Regions from separate parts of the Homo sapiens genome. Here region 2 is linked to region 1. Evidence: chromatin loops called from intact Hi-C (ENCODE). Cell type or tissue: psoas muscle. All regions are shown on one strand. Each heading gives the region's core, and the rest is flanking DNA. Links, peaks and the distances in the headings are about the cores only. Region 1 overlaps LOXL4 (lysyl oxidase like 4). Region 2 overlaps HPSE2 (heparanase 2 (inactive)).

The links. A loop is a pair of places that touch in the nucleus more often than their neighbours do. Peaks named below come from ENCODE experiments on the same cell type or tissue, not always from the same donor. Only the 100,000 strongest peaks of a DNase experiment are listed, where the experiment ranks them.
Region 2: a loop joins it to region 1, with 4 times the contacts of the local background. A loop is called at or near these places in 4 of 110 quality-filtered maps.

Annotation. Positions count from the first base shown.
Region 1 is chr10:98,254,755-98,263,842 of GRCh38, forward strand. It overlaps LOXL4 (lysyl oxidase like 4), which reads right to left. Exons shown (of 15, transcript NM_032211.7): 2 at 7,989-8,297; 3 at 7,281-7,459; 4 at 6,168-6,373; 5 at 4,637-4,675; 6 at 4,255-4,474; 7 at 3,227-3,410; 8 at 2,896-3,050; 9 at 2,026-2,193; 10 at 823-985. The coding sequence starts at 8,265. Among named protein-coding and RNA genes, the nearest start is that of LOXL4, 8.9 kb to the right of the region's middle. RefSeq lists an enhancer at 6,730-7,619. In psoas muscle, for the core only: a CTCF peak has its summit at 7,967 (motif pointing right); DNase peaks (open chromatin) are centred at 877, 5,016, 5,481 and 8,027.
Region 2 is chr10:98,660,676-98,669,763 of GRCh38, forward strand. The region is part of intron 6 of HPSE2 (heparanase 2 (inactive)); the gene reads right to left. Among named protein-coding and RNA genes, the nearest start is that of HPS1, 220 kb to the left of the region's middle. In psoas muscle, for the core only: a CTCF peak has its summit at 3,973 (motif pointing left); no DNase peak of the experiment used is centred there; H3K27me3 peaks cover 624 bases.

The DNA.
Region 1 (9,088 bases), core at 455-8,454:
CCCCACGTGCTGGGAGGCCTTGGTGATGGGGAGGTCCACTCTCATGCCCCATCCCTGCAGGGGAGGGTCTGATGGATGGGCCCAGTGTTCTCCCCAGGGTGCCCTGGACAGAGAGGAAGCCAGGAGCTCACTGACAAAGATGAAGGATATCTTGGTGTCGAAATTTGGCCACGAACAAGGTCAAGTGGCCACTTGGGTTGATGCTATCTGTAACCTTTGGGCTGGATATAGTCCATCTTGGCACTGACCTGGCTGGGAGATGTCAGAGATGCTGCTGCCCTAAGAATCTGGGTTTGTGGGGCAGAGCAATGCCACAGATGGCCTTGTCCCAAAGTCTTTTTGGGTAAATCCCACAGCTCAGGAAGAGAACACACAGCTGGGCCTTGGCCCCGGGTGTGCTCATATTTGTATGTCCTCTACGACAGCTTTCAAACTGCTTTTCTGACTACAAACCACAGTAAGAAATACATTTTATGCTGTAACCCAGTATACACATAGTTCCAAGGAAAAACTGCCCTTGCTGTTTTCTGTCCTGTTTCATTGTTTGTAACTGTTGGTCATAACCCAAAGTTGAAAACCGCCGTTCCGTGTCCTTGTGCTTCCTCATGTTCTCAGTGTTCTTTCTCACAATAACTCCGTGAGGGGGCAGGGTATGGATCCTGATGGGATGGGTGATTTGGCCACACAGCTGGGAAATGGCAGAGCTGGTACTTTCATTCCCCCATGCTGCTGGCCATAGACCTGGGACCAGCATGCAGGGCCCTCCCTGAAGGGGAGCACAGGCCTACCTGTCCCCAGCCCTGTGAGCCCTCCGTCACTCACTGTCCATGCAGGAGACTCCAGCCAGGAAGCGCCCGCCACCGTGGGAGCAGTGCACCGGCCCGTGCCTCTGGCACTGCTGCAGGGCCAGCTCTGTGCCTGAGCAGCGCACCCCACTCATCACCACCTCCTGGGCCCTTGGCGTCCCCGACCAGAACCAGGTTTCCTAAGAAGACAGCCAGCGTCACCCAGTCAGCGTGCCTTTGGAGTCACCTCCTGACTCCCATCTGAGGTGTGGCCTCAGTCATACCACCCCCACCGGGTTGTGTCCAGCCTGGGCCTGAAAATCTTCAGTGATGAGAACCCGAATTCCCTGGGGCAGTCCATGACACATTTGGACCCTTCTGATGTTAGAAATCCCCACCACATATGGAGGTAAAAATCCACCCACCGTGGCTTCCACTACTGGCCCTACACCCCTCTCTCTTCCAGATGGCAGAGGAGGGTCCTGTTCCCCGCCCCTCTCCCTGGGGGCTGTGCTCACATTTCCCCAGCTGCTCCTCAAGCGGCCCAGATCGTCAGTTGTGCTCAGGGTTGCCCAGTCCACACTGTGCGGCAGCCAGTGTGGGTGCAAGTGCAGAGGTTTCTCTGTTGCGGTCATGCCTAAGTCCTCTTGATTTTATTTTTTGATGTATTTTAGATCTATCCACTTATTTCTCCTGGACTACCTGGTCCAGTCCAGCCTCATTTCTCACCTGGGCTACTACAATAGCCTCCTGAGTGTGTTTCCTTGCATTCATGTTAATCTCCACCCAACGTTTTCCAAACAGCAAAGGAAGAAATCTTTCAAACATGTGGATTGCAAGCTTTGAGTGATCTTGCCCCTGCCTCCTCTGCCCTCATGTTTGACAGCACTCTCGAGAGAGAGCCACACTACAATCCCTGGCCCTGATTTCCTCAGCTGAATCAAGCTTTCTCTGGCCACAGGGCTTTTGCATAAGCTATTCATTCCTCCTCCACCTTGTCTGACTAATTTCTATTCATCTTTCCTGCAGATGCAAATGTGTCCCTCATTGACGATTTCATTAGGACTATGTCTTCTTGTTTACCACACTGTTCCCAGCACTCAGCATCATGTCGGCTCATAGTTTCACTCAGTAATGAATTGCCAAATGGGCAAAGAGGCAGCAGCTTTAGCACAGGAAGTTTTGGGCCTCAGAACAGGAGGGTGAGAGGTCATACGGAAGAAACAACAGAGGGACCTACCTTGTAGGCATGGATGGCAAAACCCAGGCCGAGCTGTCGGCAGGCCACCATGGCTTCGGTGAGCCCCCAGTTTTCACTGCACACGCTCCCCCAGCGTGGGACCCCGTTCACCTCCACCTGCACCTCCAATAGCCCCTCCTCAGGGATACGCCCACCAGCCAAGCGCACCTGCAATGGCGAGGGGTGTGTGAGGAGTGGGGTAGCCTTGCAGGGAAGAGCTCAGGGCTGCGAGCCTGGAGGTCTGCCCAAGCCAGCTCACTGTGTCACCCTAGACAAGACAGTCCCCTTCTCTGCCTTGGTCTCCTTCTCTGTAAGGTGAGGACAGTGTAGCAGGTAGTCTCTAATGTCCCTGCCTGCTAGAGAAATCTGACTCAAAGTGCCTGGACCAGGGGCTCCTCCTGCTCTGGCACTTGCCCTCCACCATTAACGACAACTGGCAATTTGCAAAGGGCTTTCATGTCCCTTGCCTCATTCACAGTGACCCCCTGAGAGCGTGAACCCCATTTTACAGTGGCACCAGTGACTTGCTCACAGTCCATGTTAGCACTGACACTTTGCCCTGAGCATCCCACACAGACTCCCTCGTGCCGACAGCCCTGTGGCCCTCTTTCCCAGGCACCTTCTTTCTCAGCTTCACAGGGGACCCGAGACGGGTATGGGAGAGCACATCCATCTGCAGAGCCCCTGTGGCCTCTGACATTTCGGAGGGGCTGCAGCCAGGTCGGCTCTAAGGGAAGGCAGACTGGTGCCCAAAGCAGAAGCGCTAGCCGCTCCTCCTGGACCTCTCCCCGCTAGCTCGATGTGGTGTCCTGGGGACTCCCCAGGGTTTCCCGGCCCCCAGCCTGAGGCCATGCTCAGACCCAAACTCACCTGATTCTGAAAGCCCATGTTAGGGACATTGCACCTGACAGCAGCATCATTCTCATGTTGGCAACCATTCTGGGACCCTTCCAGGGCAGGGCAGTCGCTGAGGGTCCGCTCATATCCCCTGCAGCGCACCTCACTCAGGTGGATGGGCCCTAGCCCTAGATGGGGAGAGAGGTGCTGTGTGCGAGGCTCCATCTCCGTAACCCCACACTTGTGGCTTCCCCTTCACAGAGGGGGATAACTTTCTGTCCTGGCCCTGTCACCCCAGGGCCTTCAAGACATGGACCAGTGGCATATCCAGGCCTTCTAACCCCTCCCAGGCTGTCTCACTCACCTTGGCCCAGCCGGGCCCCAAAGAGGGCCTCCCGAGCAGAGCCAAAGCCCAGCTGACGACACACGACACTGGCAGAGATGAGGTTCCACCTGTGGTCACAGACCGTGCCCCACTGGCGGTTCATGAGCACTTCCACCCGGCCCTCGCCCACCTGGGCCCCGGAGCGCAGGCGCACCCTCGGCTCCTGCTGGGAGAAACCTGCTTCAGGGACGGCTGAGGAGGAGGCACCAGCAGGGGCTGAGCCCCCACAGCGGGATCCCCAACGGGGCTCCTTCAAGTTCCATGGCGGTGGCCAGAGCCAAGGATGGGGAGTTCCAGTCCTGCTTCTGACTTCCCATAGCTGTCACCCTGAATAAGCTGTTTTTCTTGATCTCCATTTCTTCAATGACCAATCACCCCCACAGCCTCATCAAGGATGCCGTCTCAAGTGTGGCGCTAAGGCATCTGTACCACCTCACAAGGCCATCTCAGTGTGGCACTAAGGTGTCTGTACCACCTCACGAGGCTATCTCAGTGTGGCACTAAGGTATCTGTACCACCTCACGAGGCCATCTCAGTGTGGCACTAAGGTGTCTGTACCACCTCACGAGGCCATCTCAGTGTGGCGCTGAGGCATCTGTACCACCTCACGGCATCTGTACCACCTCATGAGGGCATCTCAGTTTGGCACTGAGGCGTCTCTACCACCTCATAAGCACTTGCTCATCTCCTCTTTAAAACAAAGGAGCAGGCTCAGGAGCAGGCTCAGGATCAGTACCAGCCCTCAGTGGAATGTAGTTAGGATTTAATTACTGTTTTTACGGTCACCTTCTATTCAAGGCGGGTGATGTCAGCTTTCCATTTATGGTAGGGCTATAAATGATCCCTTTTAAATACATTCCAAGGTTCTACAGTTCTGTGATTCACTCTCCTCCTCCCAGTCTGGTTCCTCTCTCCTGCGTGTCCTGGACCTCCCCGCACCCCCCACCAGGCAGTGTCCCGCCCGTGCCTCCAAGCTGTGGTGTGAGTGCAGGATGCCCAGGGCTCACCTCTGCCCAGGACCCTTTGCGTTGTGGCTTTGTCTTCGGTGGGCGGAAGTGAGGCCCTGCCACACAGCTGACCACAGCGTGCATGCCACCTGGGCAGGCTGGCCGCAGCTTGCCCCGGGCTGGAGCCACCTGCACCTGGCAGTTGGCCATGTGGGGCTCTGTCCCCAGGCAGGTGACCTGGTGGATCCAGAAGGAGTTCTTATTCGTCAGGCTCTTCAGCCTAGAGGACAAGGGAGACTGAGGGTGGAGGAAGGGCTGAGGGAAGAGCTTCAGGACTAAGGGAGGCCAAGGTAGAAAGGAGGGAAGGGGAGGGTAGGGGATGGGATAGAGGCCCTTCATGCCACACCCCTTTGCCTCCTCCCTCTAGGGTGCTGCTCCTCACCTAGACTTAGGGTCCCTCATCTTCAGATCCCAGACTTTCCTGTTATGGGAGAAAACAGATAGGAGGTGGAAGGGGTGTGGAAGTCCCACCCCCTGCCACCTGGTTCCTCATAGTTGTCCTTAAGTTTGCACAGGACTTTACATTTTGTAAACTTATTCACTAATCTGATTTCAATGCTGAGCTTCACAGCAGCCCTGACGGGGTGGCCACCTCACAAATAACCATTTTACAAGGAAGGCAAGCAAGGTCCCTCGGCCAGTCCTAGAGTGGGGGCAGGTGGATCAGGCTTGCCCTCTCCGAAGTCCAGAGGAAGGGGAGCATTTAGGGAGGGCCCAAGAGAAGGGGCCCTCTGGGGACAGGTGGGAGGTGAAGGCCTTGCTGGTGGGGGCGGCCCGCCCAGAGACACCCAGGCTACCATCAGGCCTGCCCTCCTCATGGGTGGCAGGCAAGTCAGCGAGACCCAGGTGTGCAATTACCAGGCAGGGGGAGTCAGGCTGCATCCCAGGATCCCCAAGGATGGAGCCAGAGGCTGACCAGCACCCCTGTTTCCTCAGAACGGGGTTCCTCTAAGTCACTGCAACAAGGGCCTTCTAACCCTTTAGGGAAGCAGGATCAAACTGATTGGGGTGGCAGATGACTCAGACGTACTACGGGAGACTTCTCACTTGATGGGAAACACACAAGTCCTCCCTGACACGGATCTGGCAGAACCATGACTGTGGCTGTCGTTTACTGGTTGATGCAATCAGTTGTGACAGTTCCGCCTTGTTTCTGACAGAATATTTTTATGTCTCCTCTCTCCAGGTGCCCCACCCCACGCCTCACTTACACACAACCCAGTCACAGCCTGGCTTGATCAGAGCTGAGGAAATTCAGGAGGGAAGCGTTGGGATATTCGCAGTGGAATTGAGGATGGAGGCTCAGAGGCCCTCCCCAAAGCCCTAACGCCAGTCACTGGCTGAGCTGAGGCCAGAACAGTTTGTCTAAACTCTACACGTGGGTGTCACTGCAAGTATCTGCAGGAAAGTCTAGTGTTTTAACCAAGGACACGCGGTTTTATGTTCAACTGTTTTCACCGGGGGCGGGGGGTGGGGGGGCGTTCTGTACCTAGTTAATTCTGTTTACATAATTCGAGAGTGCAGTGTTTGTTTTCTGACTGTTTCTAGGTATTTCCCAGGATCCTGAAGGTCCTCCTTATTCACTTTCCTGTTTATTATTCTGAGGCACCCGTGAAGCAAGAAATCTGGGCACATTCCTCAGTAGGGCCTGTTTTCTCTCCCCCAATCCCAACACCTGCTGGATGTCCTGCCACAGACAACACCACTGCCAGTCAGTACTCACTGAACTCTGCGAGGTCCCACATGCCACACACATCACACACTCGCCTGTGTGCATACTTACTTGCCCCTCACATGAGTCCACACTCAGACTCATGCACACACCCTACATCACATGCACGCACATGAACACACACTCAGTCCCTGCCCCACAACCCTGCCTCCTGTGGGGCCTACGCCAGCCGCCCTCCTACCTGTAGTAGTGGCTGTCGACAGGCACCTCGCTGGGGAAGCCCAGCATCCCGCACACCACCCTGCTGTTGTTCATGGTCCAGCCCTGGTCACACACCTGCCGCCAGTGGCCCTCATACTTCACCTCCACGGCTCCCTCGGTCACTGGGCTATGCTGCTTGGCACTGGCAAGGATGGGCTTGAGCCGCACCTCCTCCAGCCGCCGGCCCTGCGGGGTGCACAGTCACCTGTGGGCCTCGGGGCTCCTGCTCCTCCAGTGGAGCCTGCTGCAGATCTTCATGCAGAAAGGCTGGGGCTTGGAGCTTTTCGAGACCATCCCACCCAGCCCGGTCATTGAACAGGCCAGGAAACTGAGGCCCAGAGAAGGGGAGGCATTATCAAAGGCCACAGAGTAAGTGCAAGGCAGAACCTCAGCTTGTCTAAGCCCTTTCCCTCAGTTCCTCGAATTTGTCAAATTGGAGAGAACTAGGCAGATCTGGCCCCCGCTGGGATCAGGATGGGAGCCCTTGGAGTTTGGGAGGCTTTTGCTGGGCATGGAAGGGCCTTCTCTGTACCACCCTGAGAGAGCTGAGATGGGCATAGACCAGCTGCTTGAGACCACAGCAGGATCCTATGGCCCACAAGAACCCCCAACCCTAGCCCTGGGATGACTTAGACCAGTACAGAGTCCCCATCACAACACGCTGCATTCAGTGGCCATGGCCAGCTGTCCTGAGGCTGGAGGCTGCCTGGCAGCAGAGCCCTGCCCTGCCCGCTCCTGTTGTTTGGCTTGGGCTGTTTTTAGCTCAGGGTTGTTTGTGCTGGGAAGAGGCAGCAATTGTGGCCAGGCCTCATGGATGAGGGAGCCCCTTACCCAATGCTGTCTCCCTTACGGGAGCAGCTTCTGCGATTCCCAGTGGGGTCAGCTCTGGTCCTCTGGCCTGCCTTGCCTCAGGCTGGGGCCCTCTATTTATGCACCTGCTGCAGGGCACACTCAGGAGTCGGCGGCCTGGGGACGATGCTCAGTGCAGACTGCACCCTTTCCCCTCGCTTATCCTCTAGGCCCGTCTTCTGGGAGGCTCTCTGTTCTCTGACCCAGCCCTTGGCTCAGACCAGAGCCTGAACAGCCTCCTCACCTGGGGCCCAAGGGCATTGGAGACAGTTTCAGAAAGGTAGCCACGATGGCGCCGGGGGTGGCATATCACCCCTACGTCTTCTGAGTGACTGCAGTCACTGACTCCCCAGCCATTAGACCCGCACTGGTCCAAGGAGCTCTCTGTGCCCACACAGCGCACATTGTCCAGCCAGATGGGTCCTGTGGAGTGGAGGTGATGCTCAAAGATGGCACAGAGAGGCAGGTCACAGGCTCTGCCTCCTGCATAGGACCCCACACTTACCAAGTCACCTCTTCCAAACCCTGGGAGAAAGTGGCAGGGAGGAGGAAGTTTGGGTCTCCTGGGGAATAAGTATTTATAACCCTGCCTGCTACCTCCTTTGGGTGCTGGCTCTTAGAGAATCTGTTTTTGGAAAATGCCGGGTAGCTCTAGGAATCAGACCTACCTGTTTGCCCATTTTTTCATTCAACATTCTCTAAGCACCCACTGTGTGCCAATTGCTATGTTCAAGGAACTTAGAGTTTAGTGGTGGTGACGGCGGTGGCCTTATTACAAGAGAGAATGGGAGGGTGGGAGTAGGGGCCATGTGCAGCTGAGGCACTCAGGAAATGCCGTGTGGAGGAGGTCACATGAGCAGGGTATTAAAGGATGGGTGGGTGTCAGTGAGCCCAGCCCAAGAAGACTGTTACCATCTCCTTGCCATCCCACTAGGTGGCACCAGTCACTCACCCTCCCCTTGGCCGTACTTGGCACTGTGGGCCCAGGTCAAGGCAGCTTCGAAGCCCAGCTGGCGGCAAGCCACTGTGGCCTCCTGGATAGCAAAGTTGTCATCACACACGGTGCCCCACTGGCCCTGGTGCAGCACCTCCAGGCGGCCCTCCTCTGGCTTGCTCTCTGGGCCCACCAGCCGGAGCTTAGTGGTGCCCAGTGACTGTGGCCTGCTGGGAGGGGGCTGGCCTAGCAGCAGCAGGAACAGAAAGAGGGTGGCTGGTGGGGACCACGCCATGGTGACTTCAAGGACAGCTGAGGCCAAGATACCTGAGGAATGAGTAAACATGACAGTGATCACCACCTCTACCCAGATCTCAGACCTCTGCAGCAATTTGGCAGCTCCTGGCAAGACAAAGGAAAGAAAACCCCCCTCAAATGTGTGTGTGTGTGCACGCGCACACACACACACAGTGGCATTAATTGAGTCTGGGCCAGGTTAGCTGATTTGGTTCAAATCCACCACATTCGCCATGACCTTGAGGAAGTTTAAACTTAACCTCACTGAGTCTCAGTCTCCTCATCTGTAAAATGGGGATAGTAATCTCCATCTCACGGTGTTGTTGAGTGTTAAATAAAACACCGTATGGAAAGTGCTTAGCAAAGTCCTAGCATTGGTGAGTACACAATAAACAGCAGCTCTTATACACCTAAAATCTTATGTGTAGGCAGACGAGGTGGTCCACCATTTGAGTCACGGGGATGCCCCCAGGGTGCCCTCAGGTCAAGACTATCTACCCCAGGGACACTGCCACCACCTTCTGATGTTCCTAGCACCCTAATCAAATGTGTGAAGTGCCGCCTTCACCTAGAAGGCACATGGAAGGCTGGAGCAGAAAGGGCTATTAGATGGGCATCAAGGACTCCACCACTCATTGGCTGCATGGCTTGGGCAAGTCTCTTCAACTCTCTAGGTCCTGACTCTTTCTTTCTTTTTTCTTTCTTTCTTTCTTTTTTTTTTTTTTTTCGAGACAGAGTCTCTCTCTGTCGCCCAGGCTGGACTGCAGTGCTGCAATCTCAGCTCACTGCAACCTCCGCCTCCCAGGTTTAAGCAATTCTCT
Region 2 (9,088 bases), core at 169-8,168, 410 kb after region 1:
GTTTCAGAGTTTGAAGATGACCTTCATCTTTCCTTTCCTTCTGTTTCCTTTATGAGGGATGGGGGTAGAACCAGGGACCTTGCAACAATGCTACCATATGGTCATGGCATTTGGTGTCCCTTGAGCAATTTTCTCTTCACAATGAATCCCTGTCTTTCATCTATATGGAACCCACTATATTTGCCAAGTACCTTTTCATCTACACTCTCAGTGAACCTCAAAACCTTCCTAGTTAGGTTCCATTATCCTAATTTTCAAGAGGAGAAATTTAAAATGTAAAGAGGGAGTAGGCTGAATTGGCACCAGAGGCCAGGACACATCTCAGGACACCCACCTTGAATCTGGACTGCTAGCCATTCTTTAGCTCCTCCTTGCCCTGACACAGCCTTCCTCCCAGGGTGTATGAGCCTGTTTGGCATAGGATAACCTGCACTAATGCTCCCCTGGGAATCACAAGCCCGATGCAGGCTGAGAAGACAGAGAGGCTGATGAAGGTAATGGGAAATAATTATCTCCTTCAAAGGATACATAAGAAAAGTCACTGGAAGCAGCATGATAAAACTTGGACTAATGAAGTCCCAAAGGATTCTGGTCTTGGAGAAGAAAATATAGTTTACTGGTTTCCAAATCTCTGTTGCATCAGAATCACTTAGGATTGCTTTTAGTTTATTTAATTTTAGTTCCTGAGTAGCTAATATATGTACAAGGCTCAGAAATCAAAAGGAACAAAAAGCATATGGTAAAAAGTCTCCTCCCATCTCTATGTCCTAGTGACTTTATTTCCCTCCTTGGAGGCAAGCAACAAATGCTATCAGTTTCTTTTATATAAGTGACTTTAAGCACATATAAGCAGAGTATATATTTCCCCAAAACATATTTTTATATAATATTCTATGCACATTGTTCTTAACTTTCCTTTTTTCACCTAAACAATATATCTTTGTTTCATATCAGTCCACAAAGAGCTTCCTCTTTCCCTTTTTAATCTGAATTAGTATTCCATTACAAGCCTGTACCATAATTTTTATCTAGTCAATTCCCTATTACTAAACATTAAGTTGTTTTTAATTTGTTGCTATTACAGACAAAGGTGAAATAAATGACCTTGTGCAATGAATGTCCAAGAGAACTCAATTTAAGTCTAAACTCTTACACTATGCAGCTGTGTGGCCTTGGGCAAGTCAGTTAGGACTTCAGCCTTTTCAAAATGGAAGGAATCTTCTTTTTGTTTATTTGTTTTATTGAGATGGAGTCTTGCTATGTCGCCAGGCTGGAGTGCAGTGGTCTTGGCTCACTGCAACCTCTGCCTTTTGGGTTCAAGCGATTCCCCTGCCTCAGCCTCCTGAGTAGCTGGGACTACAGGCGCGTGCCACCATGCCCGGCTAATTTTTTGTATTTTAGTAGAGACAGGGTTTCACCATGTTGGCCAGGATGGTCTCGATCTCCTGACCTCATGATCTGCCCGCCTCGGCTTCCCAGAGTGCCAGGATTACAGGCATGAGCCACTGTGCCTGGCCAAAATGGAAGGAATCTTAACGACCATTTGTTGTAGCATTTTTCCAAAGTATGTTCATGGAACACTCATCCCAAAGGGTGCCCCCCCGGAAACTGACAGTACACATTAGACTGAGAAGACCACAGTGAACATACATGAATTAATCTAGGGTTTCACAAATATATTTAATAATACTATGAAGCCATAAAAAAGAATGAGATTATGTCCTTTACAGGAACATGGATGGAGCTGAAGGCCATCATCCTTAGCAAACAAACACAGGAACAGAAAACCAAATACTGCATGTTCTCACTTATAAGTGGGAGCTAAATGATGAGACCACATGGACACAAAGAGGGGAACAGACACTGGGATATAGTTGAGAGTGAAGGATGGGAGGAGGCAGAGGATCAGAAAAATAACCATTGAGTACTGGGCTTAGTACCTGGGTGATGAAATAATCTGTACAACAAACCCCTGTGACATGAGTTTACCTAATAACAAACCTGCACATGTACCACTGAACCTAAAATGAACAATTGTCATGCTGTGGAATTTTCCTTAGAATGCACTTTGAGAAAACAATGTCTAGTCTAGTCCAACCTCCTCTTATTTTACAGCTAGGAACTCATAGAAGTTTTGGATAATCAGCATCTAATACATGCTTGAACAGTATAGCTCAAAAAATACTGTTTGACTTGCATTAAACAAACAGAGATCTATTTAGGGAAATAATACAAGCCTATATAATAAATTTAGAAAGATTTAAAAAACAATAAAGAACAACTTGATGAGACCAAGATAGGACATGATAGGACCACAAGAGTTTAGAAATAGATGAAGGTCATTTAATATTTATAGGGGAAGTAAGACTTAATATGGGTCACAAAGGATGAACACACATAAGGGCAGGGGTATGAGGGTTAGCCATTCCACGAAAACACAAAACATGTTCTGGGCATAACGAAAATCAGTTTGATTAGGCCCCCAGTCTTCACCAATCTTCCTTTAGTTCCCTCATTCAACAATCACTACCAAGTATCTGCTATGTACCAGGCACTGTTCTAGGTACTTGGGATAGAGCAGTGAATAAGAGACATGGAACTTATATTCTAGAAGGAACTTAGATTCTAGAAGGGAACTCTGCTCTCATGGAACTTATATTCTAGAAGGGTGAAAAAAACCTAATAAGGGACTCATATTGAGGATAAGTGCTATAAGAAAAAAAATAGGGCTAGAGGGTTCTAGGGCTGACTAGAAGTGGCTAGTATGTGCCACTCTCACAGAGAGGAAACAAAGTGGTAAATAGTGACTCTTCAAGTGGCTCTTTTAAGAAAACATGTTGGGATCCAACAAGGGAGCAAGGGGACACAGGAAGAACAGAGAAGACTGAAGCTGAGGAGCCGCCTGCCCTGGACTAGTGCAGAGCCAGGAGATGCTCCCTAATATGGGGAAAGAATGAGAACGTAACAACCACCAGGTGATCACAGTTCCCACAAGGACCTGTGCAATCTTGGGAACAGGAGAACTTTCCTGAACCCCATGGGCCTCTAGACTGATACAGAGAGCCACCCAGATTTTTGTAGAGGTACCACTCAAGACCACGGGGAGCCCCACAGGCCTTGGATCCTTGAGCAGCCTGGCACCAGCTACCATAACGCCAGTAGTGGTCACAGTCATGGTGCCAGGGAACAGTCAGACTGATCCATTCCTCTTTGTCAGACAAAGCTCGGCTCCCACTTCCAGCACGGTGACCTTGCCCTTGTCTGAACACTGTGGGTAGGCTCAGCTCTATGTTGGCTGGGGAAAAGGTGAGATGGCTGACTCCACCCACCCCTGCTGCTTCTAGTAGAGTGGGACTCGCTGGCTCGGGCTTCCAGGGCAGCAACTCTGCCACTGCTTGAACTCTGCTGGTGGGTACAGCTCTTTGTTACCCTGGTAGGCACCCAGATGGCAGACCAGATGACTCTACCCATCTCAGCTGCTCCTAGCCAGGCAAAACTTGCTTGGGCTTTCAGTACAGTGGCTGGGACCCTGATTAAACTCTGCCAGTGGGCACAACTGTGTTACCCTGGTAAACACCCAGATGGTGGACCGGGTGATTCCACCCACCCCCACTGCCCAAGCAGGAGAAGAGCCCCCACTCTCAGAACACTGAATGGGGTGAGATGCCTGGGTTTGTGGGCTGGCAGGGAAGCAGGGCCTACCTTCTTCTGCAGGGCCAGTCCAAGAAGGGTGTAGCCTGTTTGCCAGCCAGGGAATCTGCTTGAGGCAGCGCCATGGCTCAGAACACCTGGCAAAGGAAACGTGGGCACAGTACCACCGATCAGAAGGGGCTCTTCCAAGGCCCAGGAATGGACCTGGTAAAGGGATCACCTCTCTCACCCTCTATCACAGAGCACTATCGACAATGCGCTGAAATACAAAAGAGCCCGGTGGCTAAGGGCTTATCTATCGGCCATCGCTCTCAGGCGCCATCTACTGGATGGTAATCCAAATTACAACACTAAAAATATTTCGCCCGTATATAGCGCCTGTGAAACCTAAGGCAAAAATCTAGACACAAATAAAGATCTTGTTAAGAGCCTTTGCCCTCTGAAAGCACCCAGAAATGAAGCCAACTGACTATACTCATCTTACGTCACAAACAAAGAAAGACAAGCCCTCTCAGATGAGAAAGAATCAGCACAAGAATTCTGGCAATTCAAAAAGCCAGAGTGTCTCCTTACCTCCAAAAGAATATAATAGCCACCCCAACCCCCAAATGGTTCTTAATCAGATTGAAATGACTGAAATGACAGACACAGAATTCAGAATCTTGATGGCAAGGAAACTCATTGAGATCCAGGAGAAAGTTGAAACCCAATCCAAGGAATCCAGTAAAATGATCCAAGAACTGAAAGATAAAGTAGCCATTTTATGAAAGAACCAAACTTAACTTCTAGAATTGAAGAATTCACCAGAAGAATTTCATAATATAATCAGAACCACTAACAGCAGAGTAAACCAAGCTGAGGAAACTCTCAGTTTGAAGACTGACTCTTCAAATCAACTCAGACAAAACTAAAGGAAAAAAAATTTAAATGAACAAAACCTCTGAAACATACAGGATAATGTAAAGAGACAAAATCTATGACTCACTGACATTCCAGAGAGAGAAGATAAGAGAGTAAGCAACTTGGAAAACATATTTGAAGAAAGAGTCCATGAAAATTTCCCCAATCTCTCTAGGGATGTGGACATGCAAATTCAAGAAATACAGGGAGCCCCTGTGAGAGACCATGTAAGACAACCATCCTCAAGGCACACAGTCATCAGATTCACCATGGTAAATGAAAAAGAAAAAATCTTAAATGCAGCTAGAGAGAAAGGTCAGGTCATTTACAAAGGGAACCCCATCAGGCTAGCAGCAGACCTTTCAGCAGAAAACTTACAAGCCAGAAGAGATTGCAGCCTTTTTTCAGCATCCTCAAAGAAAAGAAATTCCAACCAACAATTTCATATCCCACCAAACTCAGCTTCATAAGCAAAGGAGGATACAATCCTTCTCAGACAACCAAACAGTAAGGGAATTGGTTATTACCAGACCAGCCTTATAAGAAGTCCTTAAGGGAGTGCTAAACATGGGAACAAAAGGTTGATACCTGCTACCACAAAAGTCACTCAAGCACATAGCCCACAGACAATATAAAGCAATTACACGATCAAATTTACAAAACAAAAAGCTAATAACATGATGACAGGATCAAAATCTCACATATAAATACTAACCCTGAATGTGAATGGTCTAAATGCCCCACTTAAAAGGCATAGAGTGACAAGCTGGATAAAATGACTAGACCCAACTGTCTGCTGTCTTCAAGAAACCAATCTCACATGTAATAACATCCACAGGCTCAAAGTAAAGGGATGAATAAAGATCTAACATGCAAACAGAAAGCAAAAAAGAACAGGAGTAGCTATTCTTGTATCAGATAAAACAGACTTTAAGTCAACAATCAGAAAGGACAAAAAGGAGTATTGCATAATGATAAAGGATTCAATTCAACAAGAAGCCCTAACTATCCTAATATATATGCAGCCAAATTGGAGCACCCACCCAGATTTATAAAACAAGTTCTTCTTGACCTATGAAAAGACTTAGACAGCCACACAGTAATAGCAGGGGACTTTAACACTCCACTGACAGTGTTAGATCATTGAGGCAGGAAACTAACTAACAAGGAAAGTCTAGACTTACATGCAATTCTTGACCAATTGGACCTAATAGACATCTGCAGAACATTCCACCCAACAACCACAGCATATACATTTTTCTCATCTGCTCATGGAACATATTCTAAGATTGACTACATGCTGAGTCATAGAGCAAGTCTCAATAAATTTAAAAAAATCAAAATAATACCAGGCATACTCTTGAACTGCAGTACAATAAAAATAGAAATTAATACCAAGAAGATCTCTCAGAACTACACAAAAACATGGAAATTAAACAACTTGCTCCTGAATAACTCTTGAGCGAACAATGAAATTAAAGCAGAAATAAAAAATTCCTTGAAACTAATGAAAATGGAAACACAACTTACCAAAATCCTTGGGATGCCACTAAAGTGGTGGTAAGAGAAAAGTTTGTAGCACTAAACACCTTCATTAAGTAGTTAAAAAATTTCAAATTAATAAGCTAACATTGCACCTAGAGAAATAAGACAAAAAATAATTATTTCTAGAAGAAAAAGAGTAATAATTAAGTCAGAGAAGAACTGAACAAAACTGAGACCCAAAAGTCCATACAAAAGATCAATAAAACCAAGAGTTGGTTCTTCAAAGGAATAAAAAAGATTGTTAAACATCTAGCTAGATTAACAAAGGAAAAAAAAAGATTCAAATAAGCACAATCAGAAAGACAAAGATGACATTAAAACCAATCCCACAGAAATAGAATAGAATAGAAAAGATCCTCAGGGACTATTATGAACACCTCTATGTACACAAAGTAGACAATCTAGAGGAAATGGATAAATTCCTAGAAGCACACAACCTCTCAAGATTGAACCAGGAGGAAAGTGAAAGCCTGAACAGAACAATAATAAACTCAGAAGTTGAGTCAGTAATAAAAAGCCTGCCAACTAAAAGGAGCCCTCACACAGATGAATTCACAGCCAAATTCTACCAGATGTACAAAGAAGAACTGGTATCAATCATACTGAAACTATTCCAAAAAATAAAGGCGGAGGATCTCCTCCCTAACTCATTTTATGAAGCCAGTATCCATCCTGATACCAAAATCTGGCAGAGACACAATGAAAAAAGAAAACTTCAGGCCAATATCCCTGATGAACACAGACACAAAAATCTTTAATAAATATTAGCAAACCAAATTTAGCAGCACATCAAAAAGTTAATTCACCACAATCAAGTAGGCATTATTCCTGATATGCAAGGTTGGTTCAACATATGCAAATCAATAATTGTGATTAACCACATAAACAGAATCAAAAACAAAAACCATATGATTATCTCAATAGATGCAGAACAAGCCTTCAATAAATTTCAACATTGTTTAATTGCAAAAACCCTCAACAGGGGCTAGGCATCAAAGGCACATACATCAAAATAATAAAAGCCATCTATGACAAATCCACGGCCAACATCATATTGAATGCGGAAAAGCTACAACCATTCCCCTTGAGAACTGGAACAAGACGAGGATGCCCACTCTTAGCATTTCTATTCAACATGGTATTGGAAGTCCCAGCTAGAGCAATCAGGCAAGACAAAGAAATAAAAGGCATCCAAATAAGAGAAGAAGAAATCAACCTATTTCTCTTTGCTGATGATATAATTTTATGCATAGAAAACCCAAAAGGCTCCTGGAACTGATAATTGATCTCAGTAAAGTTTCAGGATACAAAATCAATATACAGAAATCGGTGGCATTTCAATACACCAATAACATTCTAGCTGAAAGCCAAATCAAGAACACAATCACATTTATAATAGCCATAAAAAATAAATACCTAGGAATATATCTAACCAAGGAGGGTAAAATACATCTATAAGAGGAATTACAAAATACTGCTGAAAGTAATGAAATTACACAAATAAATAGAAAAATATTCCATGCTCATTGATTGGAAGAATCAATATTGTTAAAATGGCCACACTTTCCAAAGTAATTTACAGATTCAGTGTTATCCCTATCAAAACACCAATGTCATTTTTCAAGGAAGTAGAAAAGACTATTCTAAAATTCACATGGAACCAAAAAGGAGCCCGATTAGCCAAAGCAATCCTAAGCAAAAAGAACAACGCCAGAGACATAATGTTACCCAACTTCACTAAAAGGCTACAGTAACCAAAACAGCATGGTATGGGTACAAAAACAGACTTATAGACCATTGTAACAGAATAGAGAACCTGGAAATAAAGCCACACAGCTATAACCATCTGATCTTCAATGAACTTGACAAAAATAAGCAATGTAGAAACGACTTCCTATTCAATCAACGGTGCTGGAATAACTGGCTAACCATATGCAAAATAATGAATCTGGACTACATTTCACCATATACAAAACTCAACTCAAGATGGATTAAAGATTTAAATGTAATACCTCAAACTATAAAAGTCCTAAAGAAAATGTAGGAAATACCCTTCTCCATATGGTTTTGGTAAAGAATTTGTGGCTAAGTCACCAAAACCAATTGCGACAAAAACAAAAATTGACAAGTGGGACTTCATTAAACGAAAGAGCTTCTGCACAGCAAAATAAATTAACAATGGAGTAAATAGCCTAGAGAAAATATTCACAAAGTATGTATTCAATAAAGGTCTACTATCCAGAATCTATAAGGAACTTAAATAAACAAGCAAACCCAAATAATCCAATTAAAAATAGGCAAAGGAGATGAAGAGATGCTTATCAAAAGAAGATGTACAAGTGGCTCACAAACATATTAAAAAATACTCAAATCACTAATCATTAGAGAAATGCAAATCAAAACCACAATAAGATGCCATCTCATATCAGTCAGAATGGTGATTATTAAAAAGTGAAAAGTAACAGATGCTGTTGAGGCTGCAGAGACAAGGGAATGCTTATATACTGTTTGTGGGAACGCAAATCAGTTCAGTCATTGTGGAAAGCAGTTTGGAGATTTCTCAAGGAACTTAAAACTGAACTATCATTCATTCCAGCAATCCCATTACTGGGTATATACCCAAAGGAAAATAAATCGTTCTACCAAAAAGACACATGCACTTCTATGTTCATGGCTGCATTATTCACAACAGCAAAGACAGGAAATCAACCTACATGCCCATCAATGGTGGACTGGATAAAGAAAATTTGGTACATATACAGCATGAAATACTATGCAGCCATAAAAATATTGTGTCCTTTGCAGCAACATGGATGTAGTTTGAGGTCATTATCCTAAGTGAATTAACACAGGAAGAGAAAACCAAATTACAGCATGTTCTCACCTACAAGTGAGAGCTAAACTTTGAATACACATGGACATAAACATGGGAACAATAGACACTGGGGACTGCTAGAACAGAGGAGGGAATGAAGGGGGTGTGGGATGAAAA